2 separate regions of the Homo sapiens genome follow, and region 2 is linked to region 1. Evidence: read pairs that join two places in POLR2A ChIA-PET (ENCODE). Cell type or tissue: PC-9. All regions are shown on one strand. Links, peaks and the distances in the headings refer to the core of each region. The heading gives the core; the rest is flanking DNA. Region 1 overlaps PTPN23 (protein tyrosine phosphatase non-receptor type 23). Region 2 has its middle 9.5 kb from the start of SCAP.

What was found. ChIA-PET counts read pairs that join two places held together with the same protein. Peaks named below come from ENCODE experiments on the same cell type or tissue, not always from the same donor. Only the 100,000 strongest peaks of a DNase experiment are listed, where the experiment ranks them.
Region 2: POLR2A ChIA-PET joins it to region 1 with 6 read pairs; 9 of 35 experiments call an interaction of 5 or more read pairs at or near these places.

What each region holds. Positions count from the first base shown.
Region 1 is chr3:47,392,401-47,397,782 of GRCh38, forward strand. It overlaps PTPN23 (protein tyrosine phosphatase non-receptor type 23), which reads left to right. Exons shown (of 25, transcript NM_015466.4): 2 at 3,743-3,817. Among named protein-coding and RNA genes, the nearest start is that of PTPN23-DT, 14 kb to the left of the region's middle. In PC-9, for the core only: no CTCF peak of the experiment used is centred there; a DNase peak (open chromatin) is centred at 2,261; H3K27ac peaks cover 746 bases.
Region 2 is chr3:47,482,762-47,488,143 of GRCh38, forward strand. No RefSeq gene overlaps it. Among named protein-coding and RNA genes, the nearest start is that of SCAP, 9.5 kb to the left of the region's middle. In PC-9, for the core only: no CTCF peak of the experiment used is centred there; no DNase peak of the experiment used is centred there.

The sequences.
Region 1 (5,382 bases), core at 178-5,177:
GGTCTGGAACTCCTAGCCTCAAGTGATCCTCTCACCCCAGCCTACCAAAGTGCTGGGATTATAGTCATGAGCCATCATGCCCAACCCAAGGCCACTTTTTGTAGTTGTGTTTTTGTTGTTGTTGTTGTCATAATTATTTTTGAGGGAGGGAGTGGAGAGGGGGTGGAGTTGGATAGATCAGAGTGAAGATTGTTAAATGCCTGTCAGCTCCCTAAAGTTCTTGGTAAATCCTTATGTTTGTGCATAGTTGAAAATTTCTAGGGGGATTTAATTCATGGCTTTTATCATATTCTCAAAGGACCCACAAAAGGCTAAATAAAAACCACTGATAGGGGAAAGTGGTATTCAGGTACCATTTAGCTCTTCAGCAACTCTTAAGACATTTGTTTTCCAAATTTCAAACATATAGAAAAATTGGAAGAATAATTCAGTGCTCACCCAAATTCTCACTATCTAGTATTTTTGTTTTGTTTTGTTTTTAGAGATGGGATTTACTCTTTGTTGCCCAGGCTGGACTTGAACTGCTAGGCTCAAGTGATCCTCCTGCCTCAGCCTCTGGAGTAGCTGAGACTACAGATGTGCGCTGCACCTGGCTGATTCATTTTTAAATTTTTGTAGAGATGGGATTTATTGTTATGTTGCCCAGTCTGGCCTTGAACTCTTGGGGTCAAGTGATCCTCTGGCCTCGGCCTCCCAAAGTGCTGGAAGTACAGGTGTGAACCACTGCACCCAGTGTGTTACCTAGTTTTGTTTGTTTGTTTTGTTTTTTTAAGATGGAGTCTTGCTGTGTGGCCAAGGCTGGAGTGCAGTGTTGTAATCTCAGCTCACTGCAACCTCCCCCTCCTGAGTTCAAGCGATTCTCCTGTCTCAGCCTCCTGAGAAGTTGGGATTACAGGTGCCCACCACCATGCCTGGCTAATTTTTGTGTTTTTAGTAGAGATGGGGTTTCACCATGTTGGTCAGGCTGGTCTCGAACTCCTGACCTCAAGTGATCCACCTGCCTTGGCCTCCCAAAGTGTTGGGATTACAGGCATAAGCCACTGTGCCCGGCTACCTAGTTTTGATGGATGTATTTCACCTTATTTGTTTTCTCTCCAGATAGATAGATAGATAGAGAGAGATCCCACAAGCCCTTTGAAAGTAAGTTTTGGACATCACTTTTCCCGGACACATCTCAGCATGTGTTTCCTAAGAGTGAGGACATTCTACACAATCACAATGTTATTATCATACCTAAGAAAATCTACAATAATTTTCCCCTATCTTTTATGACTTTTCCTTTTTTTTGCAGACTCAGATCCAGCTGGGGTTCTCATATTGCATTTAGTTGTGTTCTGTCCCTTTAATCACTTATTTATTTGTTTATTTATTATTATTATTATTATTTTTGGAAACAGACTGGAGTGTGCACACAGCTCACCACAGCCTCAACCTCCCAGGCTGATTCTCCCACCTCTCCCTCTTGAGTAGCTGGGACTACAGGCGTGGGCTACCATACCCAGCTAATTTTTTTTTTTTTTTTTAATTTGTAGAGATAGGGTCTCATGTTGCCCAGGCTGCTCTGGAACTCCTGGGCTCAACAGTCCTCTGACCTCAGCCACCCAAAGTGCTGGGATTACAGACTTGAGCCACCATATCCAACCTGTTTAATCATTTTTAATCTAGAATAGTCCACTGCTCAACCCCCTCCTTTTACATGACATTAATTTTTTGAAGAGAGTGGGTTCATTGTTGCCCCATTTTCTGAATTTTTCTGAGTGTTTCCTTTTCGTGTTCATCTGTCCTCTGCATTTCCTGTAAAAGCAATCATTTGCTGAGTATACAACACATCTGATAAGGCCCCTACCATTCCTTAATGCTTATTGTTTGAGGCTGGGGTCACTGGCATGACCCTGCCGTCGGCACACAGTATGTTGGAGGCATGTTTGGAATGTGAGCGGAAGAGCAGCTAATGTTCAAGGCAGTGACATTTCGGCTGAGTCTTAGTAGAGAAAGTAGGGACAATGTAGATAGGCATTGATACCTGAGAGCAGCAATTCCCAAGTACTATTGGCTGGTTGTCCCTGGGAGGTGCCAGAGGAAAATCCTTGAAGGTTGTGGGGAGCAGGTTGTTTATTTTTGTAGAGACGGGTCTTGCTCTTTTGCCCAGGCTGATCTCTAATTCCTGACCTGAAGTGATCCTCCCACCTTGGCCACCCAAAGTGTTGGGATTACACGCTTGAGCCACCTCACCCGGCCAGGAACAGGTTGTGCAGGGTCATAAACTCTGTGCCAAAATTAGATTTGGTCCTAGAGGCTTTGGGAAGCTACTGCACACATTCTTTTTAGATTATATATCATTTCCTATCATCTCACTGTCCTGAGATAAGCATGTTTTGGTCTATCTTCTCCCTAAGGGTGTGTGTGTGTTTCAGAAGGATTTAAAGCTGGAAGTGACCTCAGAGTTGTGCTAGAAATAACAATTCTGGCCACTTGGTAAGGGACGGATTTGAAGGGGTGGGTTGTCCAGGACAGAGGTGGCATGGGGAGAGAGAAAAGAGCTTATGGACACAGGGACTTTCAGGAGCTGAAACCAACAGAAGAACCAGGGTTAGACTCAGAGGTTTGGGAAAGGGTTGCTTGATGCTGTAATTAGCTCAGCTGTCGCCTCCCTGCCATCTGTTCCTCTTCTCCCTTTGCTCACCAGGCAGACAGAAGCTGTCACCCAGGCTTCCCGGTTCCCATGTGGCTGATTCCTTAGCTATGCATCCTGGGTCCTGGGAAGGGACCTCAGGAAAGATGGGTGGGCCACACACATGGTGTGAGTGAGTGTGCTCCCAGACAGAGCAGGCTGCCTCATCTCAGCCTTTCTCAGCCACCTCTCTCTACCTTGCAAACCTTGGTCATGGCCTTAAGGAGCCCTGTGAGGTGGGTATCAGTGCTCATAGTGTTTGTGGCGTGAGTGGATCTGGCCTCCCAGATTGCTAGCCAAGACACCAGCAGCAAGTACTGCAACAGGGACAGTTGCAGTTGCCTTAGTCTGGTGATCTGAGTTGAACAGGGGGCCCTTTGGGCTAAGCCTGTGCCTCCAGGTGGGTGTGTATGCTCACTGTCCAAGACAGTCTGCTCTGGAGGTGGTGAGTGCCACTGTGGACAGGCACTCCAGTGCTCTCTCTGATGTGGGTAGTGACCTCCCCTTCTCACCTTCTCCCACCTGGGCCATTCTCCTCACACAGCTGCAAGTCTTTCCTCACAGATGAGGACACTGCAGATCACATGTTTCTATGCTGTCCTTTCCCAGGCCAGGAGAATGGGTTGGTGAGAGAGGCTTTCTGTTCCCACTCTTGTTTGGTGCCTCTTGCCTGCAGTTGCTATCAGCTTAGGGTTATGGTAGTCACCCCACAACGCAGCAGGGCCCAATCTTCTAGGGAGGCTTGAGTTCGTGACCCTTTCTGGAATCCTTATTAGGACCCCATTTCAGTCCGCTGAGTTCCTTGGCTTCCTGAGCTGGCAGACTCCTGGACTTTGTAGAGAGACTGCAGCGTTAGGAGGACCTGCCAGAGTGTTGGTGCAGGGTCACGGCTCTCGTGGTCAGCATTTTGGTGCTGCCTGTTCAGGAGGCGAAGTTCCTGGTGGTCCAGGAGACACGCTTATGGTTGTAGGTCTGCACTTAATCCTGAGTCCTGGTTGGTGCTTGCCCAGGACTCAGAGGGCAAGGCGGGGGTCTTCTCTGCCACTGGCTTATGTTCTTCTCTCTCTGTAGTTTGTCCTGAAGAATTATGGAGAGAACCCAGAAGCCTACAATGAAGAACTGAAGAAGCTGGAGTTGCTCAGACAGGTAGGAGGATAGTATTATCTTTTTATGCATGGGTAGACAGGATTGGTTTGATAGGGAGATAAAGAAACTGCCTAGGCTGGGCATGGTGGCTCAACGCCTATAATCCCACCACTTTGGGAGGCCGAGGTGGGCAGATCATTTGAGGTCAGGAGTTTGAGACCAGCCTGGCCAACATGGTGAAACCCCATCTCTACTAAAAATACAAAAATTAGGCAGGTGTGGTGTCATGTGCCTGTAGTTCCGGCTACTCAGGAGTCTGAAGCAGGATAATTGCTTCAACCCAGGAGGTGGAGGTTGCAGTGAGCTGAGATCATGCCACTGCACTCCAGCCTGGGTGATAGAGCGAGACTCCATCTCAAAAACAACAAAAAAGAAACCACCTGGCCCTTTCTAGCTTTTGATGTAAAGTGAAAGACAGCTGGATGTGTGACTCATGCCTATGATCCCAGCACTTTGGGAGGCCAAGGCAGGAGGATTGGTTCCTCCTGGAGTTCAGGCCCAGGAGTTTGAGACCAGCCTCAACATAGTGAGGCCCTGTCTCTATAGAAAACAAAAAAAATTAGCCAGGCATGATGGTGCACAGCTATGTCCCCAGCTACGCAGGAGTCTGAGGAGGGAAGATCACTTGAGCCCAGGAGGTTGGGACTGCAGTGAGCCAACCATGTTCATACCACTGTACTCCAGCCTGAGTGACAAAGTGAGACCCTGACTGTTTAGAAAACAAAACAAAAGTGAAAGATGTGTGACTCTTCCTTTCACTTAAACACTTAAGAGGCCATTGTAGGTTATTAATTGGCCTAATTTCAATATTATTGTGTCTCAGGGAATAGGGAGCCTGAGGAGAGGGAGAGAGGCAGGAAAAGGCCAGCCAGTGAAGCAGTGAGAACACACGGAACATTTATAAGTCTGCCGTCTTCTATGGGTGCAATTCATGGCACCAAAAACAATTATAATAGTAACATCAAAGATCACTGATCACTGATCACCATAACAGATATATAATAAAAAAGTTTGAAATATTGTGAGAATTACTAAAATGTGACACAGAGTCATGAAATGAGCACATGCTGCTGGAAAAATGGTGCCGACAGGCCTGTGTGATGCAGAATTGTCACAAACCTTCAGTCTGTAAAAAACACAGCACCTGTGAAGTGCAATAAAATGAGGTATGCTGTATTTTTTTCCTGATTATTGTATGTACTATTGGATAACAACATGTTTTCCCTTATGTTTTTGTTAGAAGGGTAAGAGTCTGCACTGGCATGGCTGAACTTGAGTACCAGTAATGTAGATACATGCCATAGAAATCAGTAGCTGTTAGTGTTTTCTTGTCTATCATGGACCACATACCAATCCTTGCAATAACCCAGCAGTACTAGCAACTATTGCCAGTATACTACCCATCAGTAAATTTTTGGATACATTTTCATTTAGTCTACTGAGTGAAGATATTTTCTTTTTTCTTTTTCTGAGACCTAGTCTTACTCTGTCACCCAGGCTGGAGTGCAATGGCGCGATCTCAGCTCACTGCAACCTCTACCTCCCAGGTTCAAGTGATTCTCCTG
Region 2 (5,382 bases), core at 253-5,252, 90 kb after region 1:
AAATAAACGGTAGCTTTTTTTTTTTTTTTTGAGATGGAGTCTCGCTCTGTCGCCCAGGCTGAAGTGCAGTGGAGTAATCTCAGCTCACTGCAAGCTCCGCCTCCCGGGTTCACACCATTCTCCTGCCTCAGCCTCCCGAGTAGCTGGGACTACAGGCGCCCACCACCATGCCCAGCTAATTTTTTGTATTTTTAGTAGAGACGGGTTTTCACCATGTTAGCCAGGATGGTCTCGATCTCCTGACCTCGTGATCCGCCTGCCTTGGCCTCCCAAAGTGCTGGGATTACAGGCGTGAGCCACCGCGCCCAGCTTTTTTTTTTTTTTGAGATAGAGTCTCACTCTGTCGCCCAGGCTGGAGTGCAGTGGCGCGATCTCAGCTCATTGCAACCTCCACCTCCTGGATTCAAGTAAGTCTCCTGCCTCAGCCTCCTGAGTAGCTGGGACTGCAGGCACGCGCCACCACAGCCAGCTAATTTTTGTATTTTTAGTAGAGACAGGGTTTCACCATGTTGGCCAGGATGGATGGTCTCAATCTCTTGACCTCGTGATCCGCCCACCTTGGCTTTCCAAAATGCTGGGATTACAGGCATAAGCCACCGCACCTGGCCCCAATGGTAGCTTCAATAACCATGATACAATCATTTAAAAATATTTAAAATGTCAAAGTTGAATGAATACATTTATTCAATGTCTTTATTACCTATCAAATTCCTACCATGTGTCAGAGACCAGGAATACAATAAGTTAATTTCCTGTACTAAAGAAGTTAACTGTCTTAGTGTTGAACCTTTAAACAAAACCTTATAGGAAATATAAGGTTTATTACAGAGGTCATAATAGCCCATAATAATAACCAATTATTGATTGTTGGGTTCTTGCCAGAAGCAGGTTTTACAATATATTTATCTCAAATAATCCTTGTGATGACCTTTAGAGGCAGGTAAGATAAACCCCTTCTTTTTTATTTTTATTTTTTTGAGACGGAGTCTCGCTCTGCTGCCCAGGCTGGAGAGCAGTGGCAGGAACTCAGCTCACTGCAAGCTCCGCCTCCCAGGTTCAAGCGATCCTCCTGCTTCAGCCGCCCCCGGTAGCTGGGATTACAGGCACACGCCACCATGCCTGGTTAATTTTTGTTTTTTGTTTTCTCAGTAGAGACGGGGTTCCGCCATGTTGGCCAGGCTGGTCTCTAACTCCTGACCTCAGGTGATCCACCCGCCTCGGCCTCCCAAAGTGCTGGGACTATAGGCATGAGCCACCGCGCCTGGCCGATAAACCCCATTTTAAGTTGTAAAAACCATTGCATCCAGAGCTCTGACAACTTCTCTGAGGTTCCACAGTTGCTGTGTTGCAGAGGCATCATCACATGTTGATCCACCTATCCCCAAAGCCCCTGGACTTCTGCCACTGAGCTTCCAAATGCTATGAGGAAAAGGGAATTGGAAACCAAAGACCAGGAATCATGAAGAAGGTGCTGATGTGATTTTGGGTAGGGCCTTATAGGGTAAGAGCTTGTCAGGCAATAAGAACAACAGCAGTCAGCCAGGCGTGGTGGCTCATGCCTGTAATCCTAGCACTTTGTGAGGCCGAGGTGGGCAGATCACCTGAGGTCAGGAGTTCGAGACCAGCCTGGCCAACATGGAAACCCCATCTCTACTAAAAATACAAAAATTAGCTGGGCGTGGTGGTGCACGCCTGTGGTCTCAGCTACTCGGGAGGCTGAGGCAGGAGAATTGCTTGAACCCAGGAGGCAGAGGCTGCAGTGAGCCGAGATCATGCCACTGCACTCCAGCCTGGGTGACAGAGCAAGACTCAGTCTCAAAAAATAATAATAATAATTAATAAAAAGAACAGCAGCAGTGGCTAATCCTTAAACCAGTTACCAGGCCTACTTTATATGTCATTGCTTACTTATCCTAACAACCCCAATAAAACCCATGAAATGGGCACTCTTTTCTCCCCATTTTTTTTTTTTTTTTTTTTGAGACGGAGTCTCGCTCTGTCGCCCAGGCTGGAGTGCAGTGGCGTAATCTCGGCTCACTGCAAGCCCCGCCTCCCGGGTTCACGCCATTGTCCTGCCTCACCCTCCAGAGTAGCTGGGACTACAGACGCCCGCCACCATGCCGGGCTAATTTTTTGTATTTTTAGTAGAGACGGGTTTTCACCGTGTTAGCCAGGATGGTCTCGATCTTCTGATCTCGTGATCCGCCCGCCTTGGCCTCCCAGTGTTGGGATTACAGGTGTGAGCCACCACGGCCAGCTTGTCTCCCGATTTTATAACTAAAACAAACTGGGGCCTAGAAATGTCCAATCGCGGCCAGGCGAGGTGGATCACGCTTGTAATCCCAACACTTTGAGACGCCAAGGTGGTCAGATCATGAGGTCAGGAGATCGAGACCATCCTGGCTAACAAGGTGAAACCCCGTCTTTACTAAAAATACAAAAATTAGCCGGGTGTGGTGGCGGGCACCTGTAGTCCCAGCTACTCGGGAGGCTGAGGCAGGAGAATGGCGTGAACCCGGGAGGTGGAGCTTGCAGTGAGCCGAGATCGCACCACTGCACTCCAGCCTGGCCAACAGAGCTAGACTCCATCTCAAAAAAAAAAAAAGAAGAAAAGAAAAGAAACCCCTTCTCTACTGAGAATACCAAAAATTAGCTGGGCGTGGTGGCGGGTGCCTGTAGTCCCAGCTACTCAGGAGGCTGAGGCAGAAGAGTGGCGTGAACACAGGAGGCGGAGCTTGCAGTGAGCCGAGATCGCGCCACTGCACTCCAGCCTGGGCGACAGAGCGAGACTCTGTCTCAAAAAAAAAAAAAAAAAAAAAAGAAAGAAATAAGAAATGTCCAATCACTTGAGTAAGATCACTATAGTCAGTTATTTCGTTGTTGTCTTCTCTGTAAGCTGATCAATCATACACATGCACCCCTTGCCCAATGTCCAGTGGCTGTAGAGCCTCCTGGCTGGATGAGTGCACCTCCCCTCTCCATTGTCAGCCTTGGCCAATAAAGCGTGAGTGAACACGACCTACACCAAGTCTAGCAGAAGCTTTAAGAGCCACTGCTTGTGTGAATGTGCCTCTTGTTCTTCCCCTTAGCCAGGAGAACATAGTCCTGTGTTGGAACTGTTCCTTCAGACCAGGTGCCAGGATGAGAAGCCATGTGGAGCAGAACTGCAGCACATTACCCATGGTCCCCTATATGTAATGTGAGTGAGGAATGTGCTGTCCGTTTTAAGCCAACTGGGATTTGAGGGCTGTTTGTTACTACAGGAGAGCTGTAAGTGGTTACGAGTCAGGATCGTAACCTCAATAGATGTAAACACCATAAAATTCACCCATTGTCCAGTGTATATTTCAGTGACTTTCAGTAAATGTATGGTGAAACTATCATCACAATCTTCTTTTAGAACATTTTCATCACCCCCTTTCCATTCTCACTCCCAGCCTCAGGCAACTACCAATTTATCATCTATCTCTATAGATTTGCCTTTTCTGGACATTTCATATACATGGAATCATACTATATATATATAATATACACACACACACACTATATATATATATACACACTATATATACATATATACACATATATATATATACACATATATACATATATATATATATACACATATATACATATATATATATATACACACATATATACATATATATATATATATATTGCTCTATCGCCCAGGCTGGAGTGCAGTGGCACAATCTTGCCTCACTGTAAACCTCCGCCTCCTGGGTTCAAGCAATTTGTCCTGCCTTAGCCTCCCGGGTAGCTGGGATTACAGGAGCCCACCAACACACCCGGCTAAGTTTTGTATTTTTAGTAGAGATGAGAGTTTACCATGTTGGCCAGGCTGGTCTCGAACTCCTGACCTCAAGTGATATGCCTGCCTCAGCCTCCTGAAGTGCTGGGATTACAGGTGTGAGCCACTGCGCCTGGCCTATCTTTTGTATCTGGCTTAATGGTTTTTGGTCTCACTATGTTGCCCAGGGTGGAGTACAGTGGCTATTCACAAGACATGATCACAGCACATTACAGCATTGAACTCCTGGGCTCAAGTGATCCTCCTGCCTCAGTCTCCTGAGTAGCTGAGACTACCGGTATGTGCCCGACTAGCATACTGCTTTTGAGGTTCACCCATGTTGCAGAATGTATCAGTACTTTAATTCCTTTTTTTACTGCTAACATTCCACTGCACAGATAGACTACATGATGATTTTTATCATCAGTTGATGGACATTTGGATTTTTTCCACTTTTCAGCTATTATAATAAACACAGCTGTGAATATTCCCATGCAAGTTATTCCATGAAAGGGCCATATATGCGAAATGACCCCCAAATGCAGAAGGAGCTGAGAAACCAAAGAACAAGGCAGACAAATCCAGTTTATCAGCAGAGGGCAATTTATTAGGGAACTTATGGACACAAGCATGGTCTTGGTCAGCAACAAGTCAGGTAGATCTCCACACCATTATTCCCCAGACCCGGGACTTATATACCACAGGAAAAAGGGTATGTGCACTATAGAGACAATGAAAGGCAACCCTCTAGAACAGGCCAGAATGAGTTGCGTGATAACATCAAGGTTGCTTTGACCTAAAGGTAGGATATATTGTGAGTACATATTCTTACATTAAAGACAGTAAATAAACAAGGAATCAGGAGGCATTCACAGGACTGCGGTTAATCTGAGGTCAACATGGCAAATTAGCATCCAAGATGGAGTCACTTTTGTCACCACACAAGAGTTTGTGTAGAACTTTGTTTTCATTTCTTTTGGGTAGATAGCTATGAATTGAATGGGTTGAGTCATATAGTATTTATTTATTCATTTATTTATTTATTTATTTTGAGACAGGGTCTTCTCTGTCACATACTGGAAGTGCAGTGACGCGATGTCAGCTCACAGCAACTTCCACCTCCTGGGTTCAAGCAATTCTCGTGCCTTAGCCTCCTGAGTAGCTGGGATTACAGGCGTGTACCACCACGCCCAGCTAATTTTCTGTATTTTTAGTAGAGATGGGGTTTCACCATGCTGGCCAGGCTGGTCTCAAACTCCTGGGCTCAAGTGATTCACCTACCTCGGCCTCCCAGTGCTGGGATTACAGGCTTGAGTCACTGCACCCAGCCTAGGTTTAACATTTTAAGAAACTGCCAAACTATTTTCCAAAGTGACTGCCCCATTTTACATTCCCACTAGCAATGTATGATATGAGGGTTCCTATTTCCTCACATCCTTGTCAGCACTTGTTACTGTCAGTCTTTTTGATATAGCCATTTTAGTGGCTATGTAGTAGTATCTCATGGTGGTTTTTTTTTTTTGAGATGGTGTCTCGCTCTGTCACCCAGGCTGGAGTGCAGTGGCGCGATC